Linked DNA regions of Homo sapiens: region 1 is linked to region 2. Evidence: chromatin loops called from intact Hi-C (ENCODE). Cell type or tissue: heart right ventricle. All regions are shown on one strand. Links, peaks and the distances in the headings refer to the core of each region. The heading gives the core; the rest is flanking DNA.

Region 1 (15,941 bases), core at 5,861-10,860, 250 kb before region 2:
AGTGATAGAAGCACTGGACACAAAACCCCATATTTGGTGTCCATAATGACACAGAGAGAACACACATGTACTCCTCTGTGATAATCATTTGTCCCTCTTAGAAATAAACTACCCAAGATCCTTTAATACATTTTTGGATTAAATGAAGTAAATATATTTCCTAGTTAAAAATATTCCTCACCAAAGATATACAGGTGGTAAATAAGCATATGAAAAGATGCTCAACATTTTACACCATTGGAGAAATGCACACTCAAACAACAATGAGATACCACTCCATGTTTATTAGAATGGTCCATATCCAAGACAGTGACAACACCAAGTGCTAGTGAGGATGTAGAACAGAAAGAACAATCGTTCTTTGCTGGAAAAATGTGAAACGTTATAACCACTTTGGAAGAGAGTTTGGAAGTTACTTATAAAACTAAATACACTCTTACCATATGATTGGACCTTGGTATTTATCCAAAGGAGTTAAAAATGTATGCCCACCTAAAATCCTGCACATGGATGTTTCTAGCAGCTTTATTCATGATTGCCGAAACTTACAAGCAATCAAGATGTCCTTCAGTACGTGAATGGATAAACTGTGGCAGAATGGGTCAATAATGAAATATTATTCAGCACTAAAATTAAATGAGCTATCAAGCAATGAAAAAACATGGAGGAAACTTACATGCATGTTACTTAGTGAAGGAAGCCAATCTGAAAAGGCTTCATATTTATGATTCCAAAGATATGACATTATGGAATAGTCAAAACTATGGTAAATAGAACAGTGAGTACCAGGAGGTGAGGGGGAAGAAGGAATAATTAGGCAGAGTACAAAGAAATTTTAGAGCACTGAAAATACTCTGCATAACAATGTAATGACAGATACATGTCATTATACATTTGTCCAAACCCACAGAATATGTACAACATCAAAAGTGAAACTTAATGTAAAAATAATGATGATGATGATGATAATAATAATATTGACTGAGATAGTATGATGCCATGTAAATATATAGATACGTATTTGTAGCAAATATTTTTACCTTCCCTTCCAAATAAGACAGATAAATCTGTGTTTCTTTGGTAATAGGTTAATACTAGAAAGAAACTCACAATTATATTGCCTGTATAATTCTGAGTCATTGAGAGCGACTACTGTTTTCTTATATATTCCCTGATGTAAACACACACACACACATACACACACACACAGAATTTGAAAACCAAGTGAAACAAAGTGGAGCTACATGTTCCCCACCTTAAATGATAAAAGTGATCTAGGATCTCAAAAGAAGGAAAGTAAGTATTCCACAGTTTCTTGTTAAAACTCCAAATACTTTACTGTTGCTTAAAAAAATGCAGTTGTGTTTGCTTCCTGTCTTAGTCCGTTTTGTGTTGCTATGAAAGAATATCTGAGACTGGGTAATTTATAAATAAAAGAGGTTTATTTAGCTTGCAGTTCTGCAGGCTGAGAAGATCAAGGGCATGACCCTGGGTTCTGGCGGGGACTTTCATGCTGCATCACTGGATGGGAAAGAAGGTCAGAAAAGAAGCAGATGAGTGAAGAGGGAAAACCTTGAAGGATGTCCTGGCTGTGTAACAGCACGCTATCACAGGAACTCATCCATTCCCAAGATAATCCAATCTCGCAACAGCGAGAACTCATTCACTACCGCAAGAACAGCATCAAGTCATTCATGAGGGATCAGCCTCCTTTACTTACAAATCTCCCACTAGGCCCCACTAACTAACATTATCACATTGGGACTAATTTTCAACATGAGTTTTGGTGGGGACCAACAAACCATATTCCATAGCACTTTCCTCATAGTCTTATAGTTTATTTGTTGCCTCACAGCGGGAGTTTGACTGGAGGAACAAAAAGTAAATAAAATTAAAGAATATGTGGTGGGGACCAAGGAGAGAGAAATAGTTCACCAAGTATTTATTTTGGAGATTTTCCTCAAGCTTTTCCTATTTGATTTTTCTTAATGTGTAATAAAAAAGAAACTATCATGAAAAGACACCGTTTCTTTTCTTATTGCCACATTTTCTTATTTCTAATATGTACATTTTTCACACTTTTACATTTCTGAAAGAAAAATCAATTAGATCAATGAGTGTGTATAATGCAGTCTTATTTTTTTTTTCTGAAATATCTGCTACTATAACAATGAGGCTTCTTCCTGTCTTAAAAACAGGAAAATAACAATTTGAATAGTAAGCTATTCTATTGATAACAATGAAAAAATAATAGAATATGTAAATCGTATTTATAATCATGTTACCAAATGTCAGCATTAATTGACAATGCTGACATACGTATGAATTAAAGTCCCCAAGTGGAATTGAAGCACTTTCCGCACCACAGCAGATTAAAGATGCTGTCTTCTCTGAAACTGTAATACACTCCCAGAACATGGGGTTATTCAACACTTTAATTTTGCAAAATACTCTGAGCTCTATTAAACAAGAGCAAGCCATTTCCAATATTTGCTATGTAATTTAATCTTTTTTAAAAAACAGTTTATATGCCACATTAATAAATAAATTAAAAGCAGCCTTATATTTATTTAAAAATAAATACAAAACTTTCAGTTTATGTTTTACTATATGGTGGAATACCAGTGTCAAAAACAATTTTTAACAGGAGAGGAACTGGTTTTGCGATTTAAGTGTCTGGCTGGATTTTGAATACAAATACAATTTCTATTAATTTTATTGTTATTTTTATTGTCATTAAACATCACACATTTAAAATTAAAAAGAAATAAATCCTCTTTAGCTAATAAAATAACTTGAGGTCCAAATTGTTACTGTACTATACTTCATTTATGTTACTAAACTATGTTTTATTTATGTTACTATACTTTGTTTCATTTATGTTACTATACTGTTTCATTTATGTTACTACTCTATGTTCATTTTTTCTCTTAAGCAGACTAATTTAATATTACTGATTTAATTCCTACTTATGCTCTGAATTTGTTTTTTATACTTAGTTATTTTTACATTGTTTCTAATAAAGTCTAATCTAATGGGTATGGAATATTAAATTTAGTCTTACTATGTTAAGATCGCTTAGCTTTCTTGCCCCACAGGATACTGAATATGATTGGCATGAAGGTTGTGTGTGTTTTAGTGCCATCAAAAGAGAACCCTTGCTGTCTGCACTCAGCAGAGGCAGGTGACCTCCATGACATCACACTTTGTATTGGTTGCCTAGGGATGCTGTGACAAAGTACGATAAATTTACTGGCTTAAGCAACACAAGTGTATTGTTTCACAGTTCTGGAGGCTAGAAGCCTGAGGTCAAGATGTTGGCAGGGCCATTCTCTGTTTAAAGGCACTAGGAAAAAATCTGTTCCAGTTCTTCCTCTTTGCTTTTTGAGATATGCTGGCAGTTTGGCATTCCTTGGCTTTTAAACACATTACCCTGGCCAGGCACGGTGGCTCACGCCTGTAATTCCAGCACTTCGGGAGGCCGAGGTGGCCTGATCACCTGACGTCAGAAGTTCGAAAGCAGCCTGGTCAACATGGTGAAACTCCATCACTACTAAAAATACAGAAATTAGCGGGGCATGGTGGTGTGCGCCTGTAATGCCAGCTACCCAGGAGGCTGAGGCAGGAGAATCTCTGGAACCCAGGAGGCAGAGGCTGCAGTAAGCTGAGATCGTGCCACTGCACTCCAGCCTGGGCGACAGAGCAAGACTCTGTCAAAAAAAAAAAAAAAAAAAAAAAAACCCACGTTACCCTGATTTCTGCTTTGTGTTCATGCGGCATTCTCTCTATAAACATTGTATTTATAAGGACACTAGTCACATGGGCTGAAGTCTCACACTAATGGACTTGACAATTACATGTACAATGGCCCTATTTCAAAACAAGGTCACATTATGAGTTATTTGGGATTTGAATGTCAGTATTTGGAGGACGCAATTCAGCCTAGAACATACTTCCAGAAAGTAGGCTGTGGCGCTTTCTTATTTACTCTATAGATTCAAAGCCTTATTTTCTCCTGGCATTCTTAGAAATTGTATTTGCTTTCAAAATTTTGAAGGCTTCTAGCCAATGGATGACAAAGAAAGACTTGCTTTTTTTTCTGATACAAAAGAATTAAGGAAAAAAACTTTAAAATAAGAATGATTTCTAATCATATCAATTTCTTAATGTCCTTTTTAAGTCTGTTTTTTGTGCCTGTAGGTGGCATTGGGGAGCATTGAGAAGACCATGGTGTTAGGTGCGATATAGATAATTGATGATGGAGGAGTTTGAAAATTACCTATAAATGTAAAATTACTCTTAATAGTTTTGTTGGAAAAAAAGTCTTATTGTCAAAATTTTTGTTATTGATAAAATTTTCTGGATATCTCTGATTACCTGCTATTGTATGTCAGTCAACATCCCTTTCTATCTTCATCTTAAGAAAGGTAAAATACAATTGATTCTGTACCGAAAAAAATAAGAACATGTAAATCTGCAATTCAAACATTTCTTCCCATATATTTTTCCCTTTTTTATTATTTAAACTTTTAAAAATAAAGTTTATGGTTTTTTAAAGATTAAATAACATAGCATATTTTTAGTACTTATTTAAAATTATATAATATTTAAAATGAACTGGTATAGTATCTCTTAAAAATTACCGAGACAATAGTCTAGTTCTTTCATAAAGAATACTTTTTTTTTCTGAAAACGTTTTGCCCTGAAAACACTTCTGTGGGGCACCTAAGTGACTACAGTTCGTGTTATATAGATTGGAAAAGGTCACCCTCAAGCATCTCTTTCATTACACAGCCCATTAATCAGGAAATCGCTGCCTAGTTCTAGTTCAAAGCTTTTGATGGTAGAATGTTTGTGTGTGTGTGTGTGTGTGTGTGTGTGTGTGTGTGTGTGTGTGTGTGGTTGGTTGGAAACTTCTGTTTTTCCTTTTTTTTTTCTTACATTCTCTTCATGTCTTGATAGCCTGGACAAAATTACTTGTGTCTTTTTGGATGTAGTTGTTGACAGAGTTGTGCTGCTGAATTATTATGTTCAATAAACTCTGAAGTTTTATCAGTGCGTGTGTGTATGAATCCATATTTATCCTTGTCATATCCATGTGTCTTCTGAAGATGGTAACCAGTGAAAGTAAAAACCATTGAGCAACTAGCATATCACCTGACCAGCAGTGTATGTCTTTATGAATTTAATACTCAGTATAGTGGGAGAAATCATTGGTATTTCATTCCCCTGGGACAATTCATTCCCTTTTTCCTGATGTAAAATTTTATTTTTACCTTAAACCACCGTTTTATTTTTAAATCATTAGCTCATTTTCTTTCCCTCTCTCATTAATCATGAAAGGGCCTTAGATGATAAGCCAATCTCTTTTATAACATCAAGGGGTACATACAGCTGGTGCGACAGAGGAAGTCATTGCTTTGTTTTATACATATAAGACTGCTATGGGGAATATAAAAAAGACACAAATCCTACCTCTTAGACATTTCAGATAGACAGCAACTCTGCATATTAATTCTACACCCTTGATTATTGCGTTTAATTCCCCTCATCAGTCCAATGCTAGATCATTAGCTTAATTTATTTGTCTACAATGATACATATAAATTCTATTCATAAGATAACTCTATCCCTTCAAGAACTTTAGTTGTATTTATTGTATTATTCCTTAGGTTGAAAAATGACTGCAACTTATAAAATTATGTTGGAAAGTCTAAATAAAACTCACACAACTGTACCTAATAAAATATATATAATTCTATTTTACTTGGCACTGGTTTATATAATAATATAATTTCCAAAATAGAAGGCTAGTAAGTGGATGTTATCTTGTAGTTTGAATTTTCTTTGGCCGTTCTCTGGATAACCTATGTCATCATTAGAAATGTTCTTCATGCTTTGGAATACAATGTTTAAGAAAATTTCCTGTGGCTGCATTTTCTCATTTCTGTCATATTATTTGTCTTATCCATGAAAACTTCTGAAAACATATTAAGTTCTTCTATGGTTCAAAATTCTTGTGGGCTATATGTTAAGTATACTATAGCTACAAATTAAACTGAAAAACATTGATTCTTAACCTTAGTTCAAATATAATAGAGGGTCTAAACAGCATGAAAAAAATTCAAATAAATATTATGAACACACACACTATATATATATGTACACATATAAAAAATAATTGAATTCAAGTATTATTCAAGTAAATACTATGAACAAATAAATGTAAATATTCAAATGTGAATAAAGTTTATATTTATATATAAATTCAAATAAATATGAACATGCTATATCTATAAATATATATGTCTATATATTTATATATATGTCTATATATTTATATATAAATATATGTATAAACATATATGTTTATATATATTGTGTGTGTGCACATGATATTTATTTGAATTTATACATACATATGTTACTTGAATATTCTGAATACTTCTTTCTCCTCAAAATTCATATGTTAAAATCTTAACCCCGAAGTGATGATCTTTGGAGTGAAGGCTTTCGGGGAAAAGATTAGGTCATGGATATGGAGTCCTCATAAAGAGTCCAAGGGAACTCATTTGTCCCTTCTGCCATGTGAGGTTACAGTGAGAAGACCTCTATCTATGAAGCAAGAAGGCCCTCACCAGACATCAAATCTGCCGGCAACTTACCTAGGATTTTCTAGCCTCGAGAACTGTGAGAAATACATTTCTGTAATATCTGAGCTTCCCAATCTAAACTATTTTGTTGTGGCAGCCTGAATGGACTAATACATGTATTAATATGTGCACACATACATAAAATATATTGTATTCATATATACAATATATTTTATATTATATAATTATTAGAAGTATATAATATATAATATTTACACGTTATATTTAATTATAATTGTATTTCATATAATTATGCATTACAATTAAAATTATATGAAATATAATATATTTTATAATTTTATATATTATATAGTTTATATTAATATATTTAGTTTATATTATATAATACATATATTATGCAAAATATATCATATTTACATATATATATAGTAAATCCTCACAACCTCTACAATAGATACGAGAACTTTGATTTCAAGCAAAACAGCATATAACAAAACCAATTTTTTTCATAGGCTAATTGATATAATCAAGGGCTAAGTTCCCTTGGCATACTTGTAGTCACAAAAACATCTATACACTTCTAAATAGATAACAAAACACTACTAATATTAAACATTAAAATGAATGTAACCTGTACATACATTTAAGACAGATAAATACAAATTAAGATCATGATTTATTCATGTATTCTAGCTCAAGGTCGCAGGTGGCCAGAGCGTATCTGGACAGCTCAGGATGCAAGGCAGTAACAAGTGCAGGTCAGAACTCCATCCCATGGCAGGTGCCCTCACACCCACACCCAGACTCACTCATCCTACATTGTTATGGCACAATGTACACACTCCAATGAACCTGATATGCACATCTTTGGAAAGTGGGAGGAAGCCAGAATACGCAGAGCAAACCTGCACAGACATGGGAAGAACATGCAAACTCCACACACACTGTAGCTCCAGCTGGGAATCAATTTCTTTTCTCTTCAACATTATAATAAGATGACATTGAACAAAGTGACATATTTGAAGATCACCTGTATGTATTATGTATGCATGTGTGTATGTGTGTGTATGTGTTCAACTAGAAGTAGAATTAAAACTTGATGGAAAATGTTATCAAGAAATAAGAATCATATCAATAACCCCTGGGCACGTTTGTCCAAGATATAGCTGCACCTCAGCAGCGTAGAGTGTCCTATGCATCTGGGAGTCTTACTTCTGAGCTGACAGCTACAGTCCAGACTTCTGAAGGGGAGTAGTAAGGCTGATATTGAAAAGACCAAAATAAGCTAGATAATAAAGCCAACTGCCACTGCCAGAGTGAAGAGTGCTTCTGAAGAGCCACTGACAAGAGAAGAATGCAGACAGGAAGGAGAAAGCTCCTGTCCCTCCTCCTGCCTCCTGTCCCTCCAAACTCTCTCCATTGTTCTCTATTTGCATAACCTAAGGAGAAGCCAGCTGGCAAAGAAGAAAGACAGTTTGCAAAGTCCCATCCCTGGCATCAAAAAGTAGGGTATAGATCATCAGGTTTAGAGTTGAAAGAAAATAGTTTAACAGCTGGCCGACTAATAATAAGCCAAGAGCTTTACTGATGTAGCAGCCACCGCTGCCTTCACCACTGCCTTCTGTTTTTGTCCATGCACTTGTTCTTGTCAAGCTTGTCAATATCCCCCTGGCAGTAAGGCAAGAACAGTGTGCTTTGGGCCTTAGCCATCATCTCAGTGCCCATTCACCCATCTCCTCTCTAGCAGTGTCCTTGGCTAACACTAATTCTCAATCTAGTGCAGACTCTGGAGCTTAAGGCAATTTTTGTAAGATATCAGTTTTTGCCAAATTAGTCATTAAAATTGATGACCTTTTAGTTACAATTTTGTCTACATGTATTTTTGAATGAAAAATTGATGTAGCTGGACCAACAAAACAAAATAAAAATAAAGAAAATTTTGGGAAAATGAGCAGGATCTAGGTCTAACTGATATGAAATCATTTTATGAAGAAAGAATATTGTCTAAAATTGGGCAAGAAATAGCCAAATTAATAGGTGAGGGAGATTACAGAGTTCAGAATGGTAGTGATTATTTTGGCGTCATAATCCACACAACACAAAGTGTGTATTGGTGTTTTTCATGAGGTTGTCTCTCTTATAAAAATTAAAATTATATAAGACTGGAGACTGTTTTTGTGTCAAATTTGGTATTCAACAGTGAACAACTACTTTGAGAAAATTCATATAACTACTCCAGGGATGAGTTTACTCACATTAAAAAAAAATGGGAATTGTAGCAGTAACTCAGAAGTTTGGAGGATGTATATTCATATTTTCCATATTTTGAGATATTCAACACATTATATAACGTGGATCAGACTTCACAATTAAGGGGGCATGATTGTTTGAAAAAATATAAAACTGACTAAAATTAAAAAGAGAATTTATGAAGTTCGGTAAATTAAAAGTCAGTAGACTGGCCAGGCTTCAGTTACATTATTTAATAAGAACCCAAGGCTTTTCTTTCTCTCCAGATCTCTGAGCTCTGCATCCTTCATCTTTCCTTTATTTCTTACTTTAGCAAATTTTCTTCAACAGTCTTGGGCTCATATACATACTGATCATCGTGCACAAAAAAGAGCTTTTTCCACAAGCAACAAATAAAAGTCTCATAATAGTCTCTGCTGGGGCCATACTAAGTCAAATACACTATCCAGAACCAGCAGGCATAAAGGGAATATCATAGTGGATTTTCTGAAAATCTCAGAGGAAGTATGGGTTTTTATTAGACTTTATCAAAATTCTCACTCTGAAGAGACAATCGTAATATCGTTGCAACTTTGTGCATAAATAGTGATTACAAAAGTGATAAACTAATGTGAAAACTTGCCCAAAGAAGACCAGTCCTGAGTAGGAGCTAAATACCAGCCTATCCCATGTGGAAAATTATCATAACAGTAAAACCAAAGAATTATTTTTAAAAATTCAACTTTAGTTTTTCCCTGCTTATTTAAACAATATTTAGGCCCAGAATAAAAAAGAATTACATTTATTCAGTTCTCATTATGTGTCAGTTGATGTGCTACGTTATTAATATAAATGGTGTGATCAAATCCTAATAAGACCCATCCAAAAGTAGCTTGCAATCCAAAAACTTGTTTTAAAAGTTAGGAAAAAATATAAGAAAAAAAGTGAACAGATGAAATCCATCTATAAGTAGAACCATTGGCTAAATGGATATATGTTTATTCAACTTCAGTGAATATGGCGAATCAGGATCCAAATAAATTTACTCTCTACTATCAGTATATGATATTAAGGAGGTGGCTGTGTATAGCTTAGTCTTTAAAAATCTTGAGTATTCATAGGAAAGGAGAGACATGAAATTCCTGGAGGAGAGGCAGAGACAAGGTTGAATGTTTCACTGGAAGACAATCTTATGTTCATATTTTATTATTCAAATCTAGAGAACAATATTGATTATATCCTTTTATTAATATGGACTACTATTTATTCTGTATTTATAGGATTAGTGTAAATTACTCATTAACTCTAACTTTGGAATGTTATTTAATAGAAATGCTTAAAATGTCATAGTTATTTTAATGACATACATGTACATTTAGGTAATTGCTATAGTATAATACATATTAGCAAGTTTACAATAAAATTATTATCCTTATAATGAAATACGTATCTTATCTCATAATTTGTTCTCTTTATTTTGTGCCACACACTTCTACATCCAAGCTGTACAACATAATAACTGTCTTGGAATAGCTATGAAAGATATTTTGCTTATGTGAATATCTGTAGATGTATCTATCTGATGATCCCACCTATTTTAAAATATATTAACCTCTTCTTATTTCAAACTTCAAAATTATATTTTTGTTAAATTATATATAACTATGTATCATATATGTACATATATGTATATACATAATTTTGGCATATGTGTATATGAAATGGTGAAGTTCAAAGATGGATAAAATTATCAAGGAACTGTAGTATATATATATATATATATAAAACTGCAGATTAGTTTGAGAAATGGCTAAATTTTAAATATTCTAATAATGAAAATAGCAATAACTAAAATGCTTGCTGAGGAGGCATTTAGTGTGTATGTTGTTACACTAAGACTATTTTTATGATTTCATTATGTCACATTTTCTGATGTTGTATTACATGTTATGAATAAGAAAGGAATATACAAGTTTCCCTTTAGCCTAGATGGAGACGTGCAGTAGCCAGGTACTTTTATTTATGAAGTATAGAGCATATGAAGTCATTTATTATACACCAAAATGATAAGAACACAATACTTGCATTAAGTTATACATTCAAAGGGCTTGTAAGTCACATGTTGTCTACAATTTAATGGTCAATTTTAATGTGTTAAGAGAGAGCAAACTAAAAAAGCATGAATATGATCTTAACTACTGAGGGCCAAACTCCCCATAAAGTTGTAACAATTAAGATTCTCGAGCTAAGGGAAAACCAAAAAGGAAATCAGTTGCTTAAGACACAGTTGCTCCTAGAGCAAATCATGGAACTATCTGCTGTTTGCAAATTATTTGCTTGCAGTTTTATAGAGGTAGTTACTAAAATTAGAATGGTTTTCCAGTACAACATCCTTTTATCTTCACAAAGGCAGATGTAAGTACAGCCTGTATTATGTTGTTTAAATGCTGCCAAATGCTTTAGCTCACCTTTGTCATTTACCTCTTTGTGCTCTTCTTATTAGATTTAGCTTACTATCCAAAAATCAGGGGAAATGTGGAGACATATGGCAAGCAGTAGATGTAGATCATATTCTGTTTCTCTTTTTTCAGGAACAGTGAAATACACTATATTTGTCTACTTAAATTCAAGTCCCAACTTTCCTTAATATTACAGCGTATGAACTATTTGGTGTTGATTTATTTCTGTTTCTTCTTTCAAATAACAAGGATGGCTTCTGTATCTTACTTTTCTTTTCTTTGTTTCTTTTTGTTTTTCTTTATATAATGATGGTCTTACAATAAACACTTTTACTATTGAGATTCTCAGAGATTATTAGCATTAGGAAATATAGCCATGCACAAGAACTGTTTTTGTACCTTACGTACAATTGGCACACATTTGGGTAAGACACAGAATATGCTTATATATTTATCTTAGTTTGTGATGAGGAGCTGATACTATGAAATTCAAAATTTCAGATTCTTGCAAATACTTGTAGTATATGTACATACTTGCATCCATTATCTTTCACTAATTATTAGTTTTGGAAAATTCTCATAATAAACGTGTTCTCTCTTCATTAAGTGATTTCAAAAGCATATATGAGTATATATATATATATATATACCTTCTCTTAGAAGTCTCCTCTAGAAAATTTAACATGAACACCAGTTATCTGTGACACGATAATAGAGTTGATGCCATTAATTACCCCCTTGGAGGTCCAAATATGTAAAATTAGGGACACAGAAAGCATTTATCCCCCAAAGCAATCAGACGTATAATTAAGAAGTTGGCCACATTGATGCATATAAATAGCCCACAACTGAAGAAAAATGATAATGTTAATTATTAGAACTGGAGATATCATCCTTAACATACATATTTATTCATTCTCTCAAAACTGGTCAATATGCCCTGGTTACTTTTTATGTGCTAGGTTGTGACATATTGATATTTTAGAGGAACTAAATGTCTCGTGAAAGGGAAAGCTATATAGGAAGATAAATTATCATACAATATAATGTAAGTAACAGTAAGTGCATGAACAAAAAGCTAAGGACAGAGAAGACAACAACTAGGATAGCAAAAGGTAGGAGGACTTCAAAAAAGGACTTCATCTGAGTTTTAACTAGCTGTGTTAATTTAGTGTACAATTAACTGGATTTTTACCTAACAAGTTTTCAATCTACTAAATTTGTAAAGCACATACTGTCTTTCTGTCTACAATAGTAATAAGGCAAAAAATGAATAATCACTTATGTACTAGTCCCTCAATCTCTGCAAATGGCAAAGACTCCACCTTCTCTTAGCCTTTGTAAAGCAAATCAGTGGGGAGAATGTGATTAATGGGAATGGATCTGTGGATCCATTTACTACCATTGATAATGAATCTGTGGTAATTTACTGCTATTTGCTAAGGTAGGTAGGTACAGAGGCAGGCTGCTCCAAAACTACTCATTTTTTTTCACACAATTCTACAGGACTCGATGTATTGTATTTGTGCTAAATGGAGCAGAGTAGGGTGGAATTGGTTGTGGTCTTCAGTTGGCTGGAACCTAGATTCCAACTCCGTAAAGTCAGTTTCACTGTTGTTGTTTTGCCATTGATAAGATGATTATGCTTGAAGATGGAAATTAAGGATCTATTCCTAACAAATTTGCTCAGAAGAGCTAATAATAACCAAATTATTATATCTACTTAGTAATCATCACTGAACCTATATGAGAAAAAAATGTGTGTGCTAGTTTATGATAGTTCATGATGTTGCAATTGATATTCCAAAAATATAGAAGAAATGTGCATCTTACACTCTACTGATTAATGTATATAATGCATGATGTAATAAGTGTTCCTGATTCTACCAAGATCATACCATTACTGGTGAGTTTGGGGTAAATCTTACCATTTACCCCATACCATGGGCATTCTTCCGTTTTTCCAGTTCTCAGCGGGAATGCTTTCTACTTTTCCCCATTCAGTATTTTGTTGGCTGTGAGTTTGTCATAGATGGCTTTTATTACATTAAGGTATCTCCCTTGTATTCTGATTTTACTGAGAGTTTTAATCACAAAGGGATGCTGGATTTTGTGGAATTTTTTTCTGCATCTATGAAATCATCATATGATGTTTGTTTTTAATGCTGTTTATGTGGTGTATCACATTTACTGACTTGCACATGTTAAACCATCCTTGCATCCCTGCTATGAAACCCACTTTATCATGGTGGATTGTCTTTTATGTTGTTGGATTTGATTACCTAGTATTTTGCTAAGGATTTTAGGATCTATGTTCATCAGGAATTTTAGCCTGTAGTTTTTTTTGTTTGTTTGTTTGTTTGTTTTTTTTGGTTATGTCCTTTCCTGGTTTTGGTATTAGGATGATACTGGCTTCACAGGATAATTCAGGGAGGGTTCCCTCTTTATCTTGTGGAATAGTATCAGTAGAATTGGTACTAACTCTTCCTTGAATGTCTGATAGAATTCTGCTGTGAATCCATCTGGTCCTGGACTTTTTCGTGTTGGTAATTTTTTAATTACCATTTCAATGTCGCTTCTTGTTATTGGTCTGTACAAGGTATCTAGTTCCTCATGATATAAGCTAGGAGGGTTGTATCTTTCCAGGAATTTATTTATCTCTTCTAGGTTTTCAGTTTATGCGCATAAAGGTGTTCATAGTAGTCTGGAATGATGTTTTGTATTTCTGTGGTGTCAGTTGTAATATCTCTGTTTCATTTCTTATTGAGCTTATTTGGATTTTCTCTCTTTTTTTCTTGGTTAATCTTGCTAATGGTCTACCAATTTTATTTATCTTTTCAAAGAATCAGCTTTTTGTTTCATTTATCTTTTGTATTTTTCATTTCAATTTTATTTAGTTCTGCTCTGATCTTGGTTATTTCCTTTCTTCTGCTGGATTTGGTTTGTTCTTGTTTCTCTAGTTCCTTGAGGTGTGACTTTAGAGTGTCTGTTTTTGCTCTTTCACAGTCTTTTATGTAGGTGTTTAGGGCTATAAACTTTCCTCTTAGCGCCATTTTTGCTGTGTTCCAGAGGTTTTGATAGGTTGTGTCACTATTGTCATTAAGTTCAAATAATTTTTTAATTTCCATCCTGATTTCATTTTTGACCCAATGTTCATTCATGAGAAGGTTATTTAATTTCCATGTATTTACATAGTTTCAAAGGTTCCTTTTGGAGTTGATTTCCAGCTTTATTACACTGTGGTCTGAGAGAGTGCTTGGTATAATTTCAGTTTTATTAAATTTATTGAGGCTTGTTTTATGGCCTGTCATATGACCTATCTTAGAGAAAGTGCCATATGCTGTTGAAAAGAATGTATATTCTGCGGTTATTGGATAAAATGCTCTGTATATAGGTGTTAAGTCCATTTGTTCCGGAGTGTAGTTTAAATCCATTGTTCTTTCTTGAGTTTCTGTCTTAATGACCTGCCTAGTGCTGTCAGTGGAGTATTGAAGTCCCCTGCTATTACTGTGTTGCTGTCTATCTCATTTCTTAGGTCTATTAGTAATCGTTTTACAAATCTGGGAGCTCCAGTGTTAGGTGCATGTATGGCTAGGATTGTGATATTTTCTTGTTGGACTAGTCCTTTTATCATTACATAATGTTCCACTTTGTCTTTTTTAACTGCGGTTGCTAGAAACTTTTGAGTGGGAAAAGGGACAGTCAGCAAAGTAAACAGACAACCCACAGAATGGGAAAAAATCTTTACAATCTATACACCTGACAGAGGACTAATATCCAGATTCTACAATGAACTCAAACAAATCAACAAGAAAAAGGCAAACAATCCCATCAAAAAGTGGGCTAAGGACATGAATAGACAATTCTCAAAAGAAGATATACAAATGGCCAACAAACATATGAAAGAATGTGCAACATCACTAATGATCAGGGAAACACAAATCAAAAGCACAGTGTGATATCACCTTACTTCTGTTAGAATGGCCATAATCAAAAAAATCAAAAAATAGTAGATGTTGGCATGGATGAGGTGAATAGGGAACACTTCTGCACTGCTAATGGGAATGTAAACAAACAACCACTGTGGAAAACAGCGTGGAGAGATTGCTTAAAGGACTAAAAGTAAAACTACCATTTGATCCAGCAATCCCACTACTGGGTATCTACCCAGAGGGAAAGAAGTCACTATATGAAAAAGATACTTGCCCATCCATGTATATAGCAGCACAATTCACAATTGCAAAAACAGAGCCAACCCAAATGCCCAACAATCAATGAGTGCATAAAGAAACTGTGGTATATATATATTCGATAGAATACTACTTAGGCAGAAAAAGAAACGAATTAATGACATTCTCAGTGACCTGGATGAAATTGGAGACTATTATTCAAGTGAAGTAACTCAGGAATGGAAAACCAAATATCATATATTCTCACTCATACATGGGAGCTAAGCTATGAGGATGCAATGGCATAACAATGACACAATAGGCTGGGTGCCATAGCTCCCGCCGGTAATCCCAGCACTTTGGGAGGACGAGGTGGGTGGATCACCTGAGGTCGGGAGTTCAAGACCAGCCTGACCAACATGGAAAGACACAGTCTCTACTAAAAATACAAAATTAGCCAGTCGTGGTGG
Region 2 (15,941 bases), core at 3,892-8,891:
TATTGACTTTTTAAAGCATGTACTTTAAAGTGAGTCCCGACTCGGAAATTTGCTTTAGCTAATGAAATGTGAGCAGAAGTATACTCTCTGTTTGCCTTGAAGGGTAACAATTAAAGAGTAACAATGTCTTCCACAAACAATTGTAGAATTTAGTTTGGATGACTGGAAGAGGGATGAAAGTGTATTCATATCATCACCATCTATAGATGGATGTACACAATGATATATGAGTTTTCTATTCTCTTAGCAGAGCAAATTTTTTAAGACACCCATTGAGACATACCAGGTTAGCAGGTAGATGAGGGCAAATGCCAGTTTAACAGACACAAAATAATCTTTAGGAAAAATACATAAATATTTATGATGAAGAATGAGAAGACTTGAAATACAGTAATATAAAAGTCATGAAAGAGACTTTTATATTATTATTGTATTATTCTAAATAATTTGTTAATAATTTGATAAAGAATTCCTTTAAAGTCAGTTACTACATAAAAACTCAAAACTGTGATTTCATTCATTCTAAATGCTAGAGTTTCATTTTTTCTACAAAAAATTATATTAAACTTAGTTTCCTTTTAATATCTTTATAAGCAAGACTAATCCTTTTTATTATAGTACAAAAATGGCTAATGAATACACCTTTCAACCTTTGTATTAATTATACACTCTGTGTGTGCTTACAGTGTCCAATTTGCAGAAAGCAATTTTCTCCTTTATTTCGGTTTCTGAAGGGTGTACATATTAGTATAATAGGCAACATACTGAGATGCTAATAGCCTATATTCACAGCATTCCCCATCCCCCACTTCATGGCTAAACTATTTTTTAGACATATTTTGAATCTTTCAAATTCTGTTAAAACAACTTCTATCCTTTGAAGACAATAGTCACATTGAGAAAAAACTTCTAAATATATCCTCATTAAAAGTATATGCAAATGTATTTCATGTACACTGATGAATACATATTTTTCTAGATTTTGTATTAGTTATCCAATGGCAAAGACTTAGATAATATGTCATTTCCAAAGGGATAATCACTGTTAGTATATTAATGCCATCTTACCTATAATTATATAGATGTATTTTTGTCCATCCATTATAATATAAGCTATAGAGTGACAATTTAGATATATTTTGTACAAGACAACAAAATTCATAATTTTAGGAAATACAAGGAGATATTAATTTTTCAATTCACAAATTTGAAAGAATAATTTATTTCATTCATTATTTATGTTATCCGATTTCTATGTTATTTTTACAATTGCATTTTGTACATATGCTGAATTCCAAACTTTTATCATTATTAAATAAAAGTAGCATAGTTTTTATTAAGTCTCTTATTTAATCTCATCCTATACTTAATTTATCTTTATATCAAATGTGACAGTACAAAATATACTTTTTGGTTAAGCATTTTATAATTAATTTTTAAATTTTATTTCTTTTTATTTATAACATTGATTACACACAATTAAGAAAAGTCAAAGTTAGTAGAGTTAATGAATGAAAAATACAACTTCCTCAACTAAACCTCCAGAATGTAACAATGAATATTACAAATTTCTTGACAGCAGGCCATCATTAAAAAGATTCTGGAATCTTCCTTCTTTGGATTTTAGAAAAAACTATAGTGGTTCCTAAATATTTATGATTTTTCTTAAAAAAATGAGTTTTATTTACACATCAATCATATAATTTTTGTTTGAGTTTGTTATTATTTAGTTGCTATTTCCTGGGAGGATTTTCAAAGAGAGAATAAAATTCTAACAAAACATCTTCATGTATATCAATAGTTTTATATCACTTATGCCAACATGAAGACAACCTTTTAAAGTTTAGAACAACTAATTGACAGTTGGAGTGTGAGAAATAATTAGAGACGTCAAGAAAAATTTTTACTCTTTGTACAGCATTTTAAAGCATAATTTTGTTTGAAAAAACATTCTACATAAATATATTTCCTGGGTTGTTGTCTGTCTCCTCTTCCATACATAAGATCAACAGGAGCCTCTGACATTTTTCATGATAGGCTATCAAATTGGAAGAGACATGAACTAAAGCTTGCTTTATGTTAACTGGGTATAATTAAAGGAACAATTAAACTATTCAAAATTTCTATCTTTAAATGTCCATCAATGTGCATATACACATAGAAAAATATGCACAAACACATGAAATGGCACCAGAAGGCATGGTTAGAATTGAAAGAATTACTAAATTAGGAAGGAGTTTGTAAAAATCAGGGTATCATCAGTAAGATTGGCAAAAGAAACATATTTATGGCTAATGAGAGCTGCCTCACATGAAATATCATATTTCTTTAGGTCTAAGATGTCATTAATTGCAAAATGTCCTATTGTTTAACATTTGATTTCTTGATTTTTATGATCATCAGGAAAGAAAAAATATTTGCTGTTTCAATCAATAAAATCAATGCTTTTGATTGTAAGACCCAATCCAATTTCAAACATGGCAATATATGAAAATATACCTGGCTTAAAACTAATGAAGTTTGGTAATATGTAAACATATGAAGAACAAGAACAAATAACTTATTATCGTCCAAAACTAGAAGAGAGGAAAGCCGCATTAGTATAAAAAAGGGCACTGGAAATAAACTCAAATAAAAATACTTTTTTAAATTTGTAATACCTACAAATGATTACCTAGCATTAGATCCCAGCTGATGCTTTAAATAAACCTTTGAACGCAGCTTAATACAGTAGTCAGTGAGCCAAATATTGAAAATATAAAATAAAACTATTTGTCAACAGATGGAGCCCATCAGCCTGGTCCATTACAAGAAAAGAACAAGGAACTGATCAAGAAGTCCTTGTCCTAAACCATTCTAGCCCATTAAGTTTCCATTTGCCTCATAATTAGAATTCTTCCAGTGTGTATTGTATTCATAAGGACATTGTAAAAAGGTTTTTGCTATCTTCTTTGCAAAGCCTAACTTCAACAGATGTGTCCTCAAACCATCGGTCTAGGCATCAAGCAGCACAATATTTAGGGGTTTCACACCCTGCAGAGAAATGTTTGTTGAGTTCTGAAAATATAAAAGCATCAAGTATTATATATGTCAACCTGGCCTCTGATTATTTACATGATATATAATTCTGCTAGCACACTCACCTCTGCAGGGAATTTTCAAGGCTGCCAGCCTTTCTACAGTTATTCACAACTGCCACTGGCAAGGGGAACAGGGAGTCTACCTGCTCAGCCCGCCCTGGAGTGCTAAGTTAGCTGTATGGATGCAGCTGTCTTCAGTACAACAGAGAGAAAAATGGAAAACCTCATTTGACCTTATGCTTATCCAACATCTGATTCGGTTTAGCAGAAACACTTCATAGGAAATAAATGCACACAGGTAATTTACAACCCTAATACTTGTATCCCAGTGGAGTCATTCTCAACTGGTTAGAACCCAAGGAAAGGGAGAGTAATTAGCACCATTATAACACTCATAGAAACCAATTAGCACTTAAGTTAAGTAACCTTAATGTGATTTTCTAATTAACCTTAATGTGATTTTGTAATTGTCGTGATGGTTCTAAGTCAAATTAAATCACTAAATCAAGCAATTCAGTATTTGCTAGTGGACAAATATATTTTTCAGAAACAATTTTACTAACAGATGATGAATGAAGGGTTTTCACTCTTTTCTCCAAAAGATGAAGTCAATGTTAAGAATTAAATAACATGAATGTTAAAAACTAAATAACATTCAAGTTAGTCTTCTTTACCCCCAACAGGTTTTTTTTTTCAGTTCAATATTGCAAAAGTATTTTAATTGTTCATTTAGTCATTCATTTCCACTAAAAAAAGAGAAAATTACCCTAATGTATTATTACTTGAATCTTGAAAAATAAGAACAATCTGAACATTTTCAATACTTTAGCACAGAGAGTGAAATATTTCTTTCCACTCTTTGCCAGTGGCTTCATTTAAAAGTCTTATTAAATGTTGTTCTTGTCTGCTATTTTTCTCCAAGCTCTATATTCTTTCCAGATCTTGAATATTTGTTGAAAAGCAAAAATGCGTTTTTTTTTCAGTAGATGAATATGAGGGAGAATAGATAAAATGTATTTGCAAAATGGATACAAAGATGACAGAAAAGATAGAATTGCCAGATAAAACATAGGATGACCAGTTAAGCTTGAAATTCAGATAAACAACAAAACATACGTTGGTATAATTATGTCCCAAATTTTGCATAAGATGCACTTATAATAACAATATTTTTTGACCAAAATTCAAATTTAACTGAGTATCCTGTATTTCTATTTCCTTTTTTTTTTTTTCTTTTTTTGAGGTAGAGTTTTGCTCCTGTCGCCTAGGCTGAAGTGCAGTGGTGCAATCTTGACTCACTGCAACCTCTGCCTCCCAGGTTCAAGCGATTCTCATGTCTCAGCCTCCGAATTAGCTTGGATTACAGGCATGCACCACCACACCCGGCTAATTTTGTATTTTTAGTAGAGACGGGGTTTCACCATGTTGGCCAGGCTGGTCTTGAGCTCCTGACCTCAGGTGATCTTCCCGCCTCAGCCTCCCAAAGCGATTACAGGCATGAGCCACTACACCCAGCCTTATTTGCAAATTTTTTTAAACTGTATATAGCAGTAAACTGAAAGATTATTTACAGTGGAATTCCTAAGGTCAGGTTTCCTTCAACTTGCTTATATGTTCTTTTCATTTTTAATCCTCTTATTCTTGGATTTATAATGTTAGAAATAATTCATTTTACCAGAGTAATTTTTGTTCACATCTGAAAAATCATAAGATTGAGAAATAAATCAAGTAGGATATTAATTTTATTTTGAATTAGTTAAATCCACATCTCCTGTATATCATGGGCTTTCTGTCTATAAATCAATAAGTTATCCCAGTGTGAACTGGGATGATAAAAGACTCTCCAAACATCCTCTGGATATTCCCAAACTTTTGTGTTTGTGCTTCAGGCCTTCAAAACAATTTACCTATTTTGGCTCTATCTCACATGCTTTTTTACAAGAAAAATCATATGAGCAATCGATATCATAAATTTTATAAATTTAACTGAAAATGCATAGTGTCACAATGGATCCAATATATTACACAATGCATAATGTTTGGCCAGCCAGCCCGCTCACTTCTGGCCCGGTACTGAATTTCTTTTCAACAGATGTCATCCCATTGTTGCTCTAGTGTTTTTTGTTTGTTTGTTTTATTTTGTTTTGTTTTAACTGGACTGGTCTATTCCTCTTTCCCTACGTTTCCCTCAGTAACTATTGGATTTTTTAAATAAAACTTTGTCTATAATTATTCTCCAGGAGGAAAGGCAATCAATAGTTTCCTAAATTCGATACACAAAGTTTTCACTCAAGTGATGTGTGAGAAAATAATGCACAACATTTATTGTGACACCTGGGACTCCACTAACTTATGGCTCAAACACCTTTTGCTACTTTTCCCTTCCGTGGAATTGAGAGGAAGAGGAATATGAGGAATGGGAGGAAAAAAAGAGATGCCATCTTTGTGATTATCAAATAGTTAGAAAGCAACATGGAATCTTCAGGAACTTTTCACATTAGTGTATTTTCAATGGAATGGTAACAGGAAGTCCATGGCAAAATTTAAAAATGTGAGGCTGTATATAGTTTATAATGCCAAATCCTGAAGATATTTTTATTTGTCTTTTCCTCACTTCTGATGTTCTTTTCTTGCAGAATTTCAGTGGCAAGTCTAAACATGACTCAAAATCTGCTCACCAACTGCTGGCACTGCACTCTCTATGATTATCTCTAGCATGTAAGTTTGTTATCCTGAAGGCTCACGTGCCTCAGTGTTAACATTTGGAAGAGGGCTGCCAGGCCCAACAAGAACAGAGATGCACAGGCAAGCAGCCAGCTGGGCATAGGACATTCTGTGGTGGTATATGCGGGCATATGAACTAAACCTGATAGATAAGCCTAAAGACTTGGTTTGTAGTTGGATCACTTTGAGGTTAAACCTTTGCATATCCATGATGAACCTGGCAATATCATTTTTCATGAATTTTATATAGATTCAAATTCTAATGCACTACATGCAAGTTGTTATTTATAATGACATGTTCACATAACATCTCAAATGAAAGTATTGGCACATGCTTCCATGGAGAATTAGCAGAATTGTAATGAGAGATTCCAGGGTTTTAAAGGTTATCAGACAAATGTTTGCTTAGTTCGGGATATGCACTGGTCAAGAGAAATCTACTTCGCATGCTCTAGGGCAGTGTTTCTCATCCTGGCACTGTTGACAGTTGAGGTTGGTTAACACTTGTTAGCTACACATCATAGGATGTTTAGAAATATCTCTTGTTTCTACCCACTGACTGCCAGCAGCAACACTCCCATAGTCTCATGAAAGTGTGACAATCAAAAATATCTCCAGTCTCTGCTAAATGTCCCTGACAGTGGGGAACAAAATTACCCCAGGCTAATAATCTCTGGTCTAGAAAATGAGCAGAATAAGATTTTTTATTTTATTGAAAACTTTTTAATAGACTTCATTTTTTAGAGAAGTTTTAGATTCACAACAAAATTGAGCTGAAGTTACAGAGATTTTCCCTGCACTCACATTTGCACATCTTTGCTTGCTATCACTGGAGAGGTATCTCATGTATTGTTAAGGTTGATGAGCCTACACTGACATTATCATGTGAGCAAAGTCCACAGTTTAAATTAAGGTTCACACTTGGAGTTGTATAATTCTATGAATTTTAACAAATGTATAATGACAGTATCCATCAATATGGTATAATACAGAGTAGTTTCACTTCCCTGACAATATATTTGTGTTCCTCCTATTCATCTCTTCTTTCCCCTAAACCCTTGGAAACTACGGATCCTTTCACTGTCTCCATAACTTGTCTTTTCTAGAATGTCATATAGTTGGAATCATACAGTGTGTTGCTTTTTCACATTGACTTCTTTTACTTAGTAATGTGCATTTGAGTTTCCTCCATGTCTTCTCATAATTTGACAGCTCATTTCTCTTTAGCACTGAATAAAGCTCCGTTGAATGGCTGAACTCCAATTTATCTGCTCACTGATGAAGGACATCTTAGTTGCTTCCAAATTTTTATGAAGCTGCTATAAACATTTGTGAGGTTTTTGTATGGACATGCTTTCAACTCATTTGGGTAAATAACAAGTGGTGTAATCGCTGGAACATATGGTAAGAGTATGTTTAATTTTATAATAAATTACTAATCTGCCTTTCAAATGTCTGTACCATTTTGCATTTGTCCCAGCAGTGAAGAGTTTCTGTTGCTCCACATTTTTACCAACATTTGGTATTGTTAATATTTTGTATTTTCAACATTTTAACAGCTGTATAGGGGTATCTTATTGTTGTTTCAATTTGCAACTCTCTAATGACATATGACATGGAGTATCTTTTCATGTGCTTATTTGCATTTTGTATATCTTCTTTGGCTAGGCGTCTGTTCAAATCTTTTGTCCACTTTTTTAGTTGTGTTGTTCATTTTCATATTGAATTTATGAGTTCCTTGTATATTTTGGATAACAATACTTTACCAAATACATTTTTGCAAATATTTTCCCTTAGTTTGTGGTTTATCTTCTCATTTTCTTGACAACGTCTTTAGCAGAGCAAGTTTTTAATTTTAATGAAGTCCAGCTTCTCAATTTTTTCTTTCATGATTTGTATCTTTGGTGTTGTATTAAAAAGTCATCAGTATACTCAAGTATATCTCGGCTTCCTCATATATTATCTTCCAGGAGTTTTGTAGTCTTGCATTTGACTTTTAGATCTTTGATCCATTTCACTTAATTTTTGTGGAGGGTGTGAGACCTGTGTCTAGATTTTATTTATTTTTATTTTTTGGCATATGGATGTCTAGTTATTTCAGCGCTATTTTTTGAAAAGACTGTCTTTACTGCACTGTGTTGTCATTGGTCTTTTGTCAAACATAAATCGACTATATTTACATGGGTTTAATTGCAGACTTTCTATTCTTTTTTTTTTTTATTTTATTTTTTATTTATTTTTTATTTTTTTTTTTATTATACTCTAAGTTTTAGTGTACATGTGCACATTGTGCAGGTTAGTTACATATGTATACATGTGCCATGCTGGTGCGCTGCACCCACTAACGTGTCATCTAGCATTAGGTATATCTCCCAATGCTATCCCTCCCCCCTCCCCCGACCCCACCACAGTCCCCAGAGTGTGATATTCCCCTTCCTGTGTCCAAGTGATCTCATTGTTCAATTCCCACCTGTGAGTGAGAATATGCGGTGTTTGGTTTTTTGTTCTTGCGATAGTTTACTGAGAATGATGGTTTCCAATTTCATCCATGTCCCTACAAAGGACATGAACTCATCATTTTTTATGGCTGCATAGTATTCCATGGTGTATATGTGCCACATTTTCTTAATCCAGTCTATCATTGTTGGACATTTGGGTTGGTTCCAAGTCTTTGCTATTGTGAATAGTGCCGCAATAAACATACGTGTGCATGTGTCTTTATAGCAGCATGATTTATAGTCCTTTGGGTATATACCCAGTAATGGGATGGCTGGGTCAAATGGTATTTCTAGTTCTAGATTCCTGAGGAATCGCCACACTGACTTCCACAATGGTTGAACTTTTCATTGAACTATTTGTCTATTCTTTCACCAGTACCATATTGTCTTGATTACTGTAGCTTTACAATAAGTCTTAAAGTTGGGTAGTGTTTATTCTCCTTCATATTGTGCTGGCTATTTGGAGTTTCTTGCCTCTCCATATAAACTTTAAAATAGTTTGTTGATATTCACAAAACCACTTACTAGGATTTTGACTGAGATTACATAGAATCTGTAGATAAGTTTGGAAGAACTGACATCTTGACAATATTGAAGCCTCCTATTCATGAAGAGAATATCTTTTCACTTTTTTAGTTCCTTGATTTTTTCCATCAGTTTTGTAATTACATAAATTTTATTAGATTTATACCTAAGTATACATTTACAATTAATCTATTTTGACATAACACCATACCTCTTCATAAATAATACGAGTAGTTTTTAGTAAAAAAAATTCCTAATTCCACCATTCCTTGTGTCAGAACTTAGCAATTCTTACTAGTCCTTGGATCACTCATTTCTCACTGTCATTCATTTTACTTACACATAAGCATACATAATTGTCACATTGTTGCTGTTACTATTTTGAACAAACTGTTATCTGTTAGATCAATTAAGAATAAGAAAATAAAGGTAATTATTTTACCTTCACGTCTTCCTTCTCTGATGATCTTCTTTTCTTTAGGTAGATCCACTTTACTGATTTATATTACATCCTTCTGTGTGAAGAACTTTTAAGATTTCTTGTAAGGCATGTCTACTGGTCACAAATTCCCTCAATTTTTGTTTGTCTAAGAAAGTTTTTATTTTCAAACAATAATTTTGCAGGGTGCAGATCTTGAGATTGGTGGCTTTCTACTCTCAATACTTTAAATATTTCAATCAATTCTCCTTCTGTTTGCATAGATTCTGAAGAAAAGTCAGATGTAATTTATAATTTTGCTACTCTATAGTTAGGGTGTACTCCCTAATCCCCTCCCCAGCCTTCTTTAAATTTTTTTTATTCTTTTATTTTCTGCAATTTGAATAAAATACACTTAGGCATATTTTTCTTTTTCTTTTTTGCATTAAACTACTTGGCGTTCTCTGAGTTTCTTGGATCTGTGGTTTGACATCTAGCATTAATGTAGGGAAATTCTTAGTCATTATTACTTCAAATATTGCTTCTGTTTCTCTCTTTCTTTTCCTTCTGGTATTCACTTTACATATGTGTTATACCACTTGTACTTGGCCCACAGTTCTTAGATATACTTTATTATTTATCCAGTCTTTTTTCTCCTTGCTTTTCCATTTTTGAAGTTTCCATTGACATTTCAAGCTTGGAGATTTCAGTCTACTCATAAGCCTATCAAAGGCATTCTTTATTTTTGTTACAATGTTTTGATCTCTAGCATTTAATTTGTATTCTTTTTTAGAATTCCCATATCTCAGCTGACATTGCACATCTCTTCTTGCATGTTGTCTATTTTGTCCAGTAAAGTCCTTAGCATATTAAAAATAACTGCTTTAAATTCCTAGACTGATAAGTCCAGCATTCCTGCCATGTCTGAATCTAGTTCTGATGTTTATCTATCTCTTTAAACTGTGGTTTTCACCTTTTAATATACTTTAATGTTTTTATTGATAGCAAGTTATGATGCACTGGGTAAAAGGTACTGTGGTAAATAGGCCTTCAGTAATGTTGTGGTAATGTAAAGGGGGGAATGGGAAGCATTCTATAGTCCTATAATTTGGTTTCAATTTTTTAATAAGCCTGTGCCTTTGGTCTATGAACTTTACATGTGGTTCTCAGCATCGTCCTCCACTCCCTGTTAGTGAGGCAGGATGACTGCAGAGAGCTGGAGTTGGGTATTTCCCTTCCGATCAGTTAGGCTCTTTAAAAAATCTAATAATTTAGGCTGAGATAAAAGAGTGTCTTGAGGGTGGATCTTGTTAGGAAGAAAATAGTGCTCTGGCGTATTTTAGTGTTTTTATTACCCCTCCTCCTGCAGGAAGGGAGTTTTTCTGATATTTACTGTGACAACATGAGCACCTTGAGGTAAAACTCACACAAGTTTGCAGGCCCCTGTATGAATGGGTCCCCCTGGAGTGTTTAAGTCTCAAACTTGTTCATACTGAGCCTCCAGCAATTTGTCAATTACAGTTTAGGATTTTCCGCCCTGGTACTGTTTCCCATGGAGGTTTCTGCTCCAGTAAGTTGTGATTCTGCTCCAGTAGGTCGTGATTCTCTGAATTCACTTGTTTGTCTCTGCAATTTTGATGGTAGTGGTTTGCTATATTACCTCACTTCTCTGATAGATGCAAGAAGAGTTGTCAGTTTTTCAGAGTGTTCAGCTTTTACTTGTCAGGACAGATTGGCAACTTCCAAGCTCTTTACATGCCAGACTAGAAACCAGAAGGTAAGGTTACAATTTTGTGTGTGTGTGTGTGTGTGTGTGTGTGTGTATGTGTGTGTGTGTTCATTTATATGTTTTATAATATAAATTTCTCCTTCCTTCTTTCCCATAATGTAATCTATATGAAACATTGATTAAAGTCATTATAATGTCTGTCACTTTATCTACTCATAGGCAGGAAATACATTTTTCTTCACTATTTCATGAAAAACCACTTTTTCCTGGTGATGGAGAGAATTAAACTTTGTTTACTGACATCCTAAATAATTTAAATTACTATACTTGACAAGCATTAGTTAATTTATACTCATACTGTGAAGAAAATATACGTTATTAAAGCATTTTTTAGTAACATAAAATGCTATAAGATTAGGTGCATTGTTCAGCATGGAATCTATGTATGCCATTTTATTTTAAAAAGGTTATATAATTCAGTGCTTTCCAGAGTTGAATTTAATAGTATCACAGAATTTTAGTAACAACCAGAAAATAGGACAGGACATATTTCAGTAAGTATGAATGAATATAAGAAATTATTTTAAATGATATTTAACAATTAAAATGCAGACTGAAGTAACCTAAATATTTTAATTATATAAAAGAGTATAATTAGAATTTGACATAATGCTTATTTGCTTATTCTTTTTTTTCCCCAATTATATCCATGATTTTAGGTTCCGAAGTCCATTTATAGGTATTCACAAGCAACAAATGCATAGGCAGTTATCTATGCTGAGAAAATTATAGTTGCTTTTAACTAAATTTTGTGTTGCCTTTGTTTTTCACAAACTTATGAAAAAAAGAACATTTTTCTTGTAAAGACATGTCAGCCAATAAATTATTTTTATCTAGATTAAAACTTTATAAAGTTGGTGTTTCTGAAAAGCCTCTGTTTAAAATGATTTTTCTATGTTTTTCTATAAAGAATCTCAGAGAAACTTGTACCACATAACTGTTTAAATTACAACAGAAAATTAAAAGAATATAAGAAGAAAACATTGATTAGAGCTCACTTAAGAAGTTCCTGACAGATCAATACTAAAATATAATGAGAGTTTAAAATGACTAATCTTTTTATTTTTACAAGAGCATTTAGAGTGTCATCTGAATCTGCTCCAGGCTAAATGAGGAGAACACATGGACACATAGAAGGGGAAAACACACTGGGGCCTATCAGAAGGTGGAGGATGGGAAGAGGGAGAGACTGCAGAAAACAAACTAACACCACTAGGCTTAGTACCTGGGTGATGACATCAGCTGTACAACCAACCCACATGACACAAGTTCACCTATATAATAAACTTGGAACATGTACCCCTGAACCGAAAACAAAGGTTAAAATAATAAAAATATATAAAAATAAAAGAAATGCTAAAAACATAAAAATTAAAAGAAAAACCTGCTCCAGAATAAAATGGTTGATGCTTATATATGGTTGACATAGTTATTTATTTAGCTAAATATATACTGCTCTAATAGATTTAAATAATAGTTGATTAAAACATAAGTAAATGTATTTTTATGAAGTAAACTTCTGAAAATGTCTGTGATTCCATACGTTAGACTAATAACCACATATCCATTTCCAAGATGTCTTTAGTGTAGCTTATAAATATATATGTAGCAGTTTTCACAGTCCTTACTTTATGAACCCTTTCTTATACAATGTCACAACCATATTTAAGTCACCTAAAAATGGTGACATTTGTTCTCTGTGGAGCTTTAAAATACAAGATGTCAATTTTTTATGTAAGGCACTAATATTTAGGCACAAAAGCAAAATAACGGTTGTTCACTTCTGCCTAATCCAGCTACATGAGGTAGTGTGTCTAAATTTTCTTGCAAAATTCTCATTAATGTGATTATGATAATTTTAAAATGTGATTTGAGAAAACAGGAAAGAGCGACATCTATTCACTAGAATATTTAACGACATGATCATCTTCTTAGCATGCCCAATAAGCATATAATGAAATTTGAAATTAATTTCAGGTTAACAAGATCCAGTGTAAAAATACTAGTTGTATTAGTTTTCCATTGCTTTCTAACAAATTTCACAAACGTGGAGGCTTACATGGCTTAAAACAACATCCATTTATTAGGATGAGTTCTGCGAACCAGATGTCTAAAGAAAAGTACAGCTGAGTTCTTTGATGACAGTCTTACAAGGCTAAAATCAAGTTGTCCACCAGATATTATTTATTTTTGAAGACTCAAAGGAATTATTTTTTCTCCAGCTCATTCAGATCATTGGCCAAATTCAGTTCCTTGCAGTTGTAGAATTGAGGTTTCCAGTTACTTGCAGGCTAGCAGCTGAGGGTCATTATTGAATTCTACAGACTGGTCCCATTCCTTCTCATGTGGCCCCTCCATCTTCAAAGCCAGCAATGCAGAATCTTCATCATGTAATCTCTCTTATGCTTTGAGGTTCTTCTCTAGGAAGAGCCTTTTGAAGGCTCACCTGAGAGTTCAGGTGTACCCAAAATAACCTCCCTTTCTTAAAGTCCCTATACCATATAACATAACCTAATGGCTGGTGTGACCAGCCCATTGTATTGTCAAATTCCAGTAATTACATAGGGACCATGCACCAGGAAGTGGACTCTTTGAGGCAATCATAGAATTATGTCTACAATACTGGTTGAGAGCAAATAAAATGGAGAATGATTATAATAAAATATTACACTAAAAATCATATTGTGAACACACACACAATCACTGAAAATAATTACATCAAGAAGTGCACAGTATGCCTATAGTCCCAGCTTCTTAGGAGATTGAGGCAGGAGGATCACTTGAGCCAAGAAGTTTGGGACCAGCACAGGAAACAGGGAGAATTGATCTCTAAAAAGATTAAATTAAAAATTTTAAAAATGGCCTGGAAACCAAAAAGAAAAAGTTCACAGTTCTTATCTGCAAATGACATTACATTTTTTGTTTTCTTATTTCATTATAATGATTTTATACTTTAACAGTATAAATTAAATAAGCATTACTTTATTAAAACCTTTCTTCCAACATTATTGCGGACATTTTTGGTCTTATCATATCATTGCACTTACACAGGTTGGCTTTTATTTAAGAAAAATAAAATATTCTTAATTCCATTAGTAGAGAAAAGCCCATTTGGGGAGTTTAATACATTAATGCAAACTATCCATATTTATATTTTTTTAAAAAGTATAGTTTCATTTTGATTTAATGAAAGAGAATACATTAACGTTATATAACTACAATGATAAAATTACATGTAATATTGACTTCTAAAGCATACATTTAAAGATTACATATAATACAAAAGAAAATATTCCTTCCCAAATGAACTTTTTAGTAAATCTTAATTTTCATATTTTGTTTTAGTGTATTTCTCTCTATTTACCTCTTGGTTACATCTATCAATCATTCTGATTTTTATGAAACCCAAGGTTGACTTCATTCTGCCACCCACATTGGGTGGCAACATTCTGTTGGCTTCCTCCACCTAACTATCAGATTGAATATGTTCAGGAAAGTAAACCTCATCGTCCACTTAACTATAGGGAAACTATTAGAAAGGTAGAAATGGGTTGAAATCATATTGCTATCTAAAGCCAAATACAAGTGACTTTTCTTTATACACTATAATTAATTATGTGTACTAGTGCCACTAAACAGATTTTAAACTGCATTTCTATAATAATATGTCATAATATATTTATTACAATTCAAAGATTGTTACTTTTTCTTTTCATTTTCACCCTATAATTTTTTTTCAGAATTCTCTACCATTACAAATAAACAAGCAAACAAACAAACCTCACTCAGTAATAAACTAGAAAAGCAAATAAGTCTTATATGTCATTAGTGAATAATATTATTTGAACTGTTTTGAGGAAGAATTTTTTCCTAAAAGCGTAAGCATCACAGGGCATGGATATCAAAAGATGCTTGCTTACAATAAAGATGGATAAAGAAGAAATTGTTAGTAAAGCCAAGGTACAGCTTTATTGATCATTTTATGAGGGATGAGAGACTATTCTATAAATAAAGGAATAATCAATTTTTCCCTTAGCAAGATAATTACTAGTCCTTGCTTGTTAAAATATAAAAACACTACAAAAAGGTAATTAATTGTTTTCATTACCTAAGATTGCTTCCTAAACACCTAGTTATTCCTAACCGAGGAGGAACCAAACAGGAGAAAAAAAATGGATAACATCCTTATGCATTAACAAGAGCGTTCTATAACAAAGTTTTTTTTCTTTAATGTGTATTTCTTATTTTCATTTTCAATTAACTGCTATTTTAAACACAGGGTCTTTACTTCAAAATAATATTTTTCATGAGACAAGAGAGGAAAAAATAAGAAGTGAGGCAATATACAATTCAAAAAAGGGCAACTGGAAAGAAACAATGGTGTTTGAGTATTTATTATTAAAACTAAACCTGAGGTTTTAACATTGAAGTATTTTATGTAAATAGGTAGACTGTTTAACTATATCAGATTTTACTAAACATATGCTTAAAGTTTTAATTCCCAAGACATGATACTTATTAGATATAACTAAATTTGTTATGTACAACAAATGTTATATATCTTTTTAAAACTTTGATTCCATCAGGTCTCAGTAATATCATATGAGTGAAAATGTCCGCCATAAAATATGTTCATAGAAAGCTTTCAAATAGTTAAAATGAATAACTACAAATCTGCTTTATATAAATTACATGCATGTACAAAATATAAACTATTATCTAATGTAAATAGACGACTGGTAAGCAGATTTATTCATGTATTTAGTAGTGAGATTTTATTTTGTTGAATTTGCTATTCTTTTATTATTTTATGGCTCATCTGATATGTCATTAGCACAATTTTTAATTGTCTTATCCTTTAAAATTTGTTTTAAATTTAAATCTGTTATGAAATATTTATGTCTACT

Evidence for each region. Hi-C counts contacts between places; a loop is a spot of excess contacts. Peaks named below come from ENCODE experiments on the same cell type or tissue, not always from the same donor. Only the 100,000 strongest peaks of a DNase experiment are listed, where the experiment ranks them.
Region 1: it touches region 2 in a loop (4-fold over the local background); 4 of 110 quality-filtered maps call a loop at or near these places.

Annotation. Positions count from the first base shown.
Region 1 is chr21:19,249,461-19,265,401 of GRCh38, reverse strand. No RefSeq gene overlaps it. Among named protein-coding and RNA genes, the nearest start is that of MIR548XHG, 500 kb to the right of the region's middle. In heart right ventricle, for the core only: no CTCF peak of the experiment used is centred there; a DNase peak (open chromatin) is centred at 8,279; H3K27ac peaks cover 1,206 bases.
Region 2 is chr21:19,001,553-19,017,493 of GRCh38, reverse strand. No RefSeq gene overlaps it. Among named protein-coding and RNA genes, the nearest start is that of MIR548XHG, 250 kb to the right of the region's middle. In heart right ventricle, for the core only: no CTCF peak of the experiment used is centred there; a DNase peak (open chromatin) is centred at 5,873.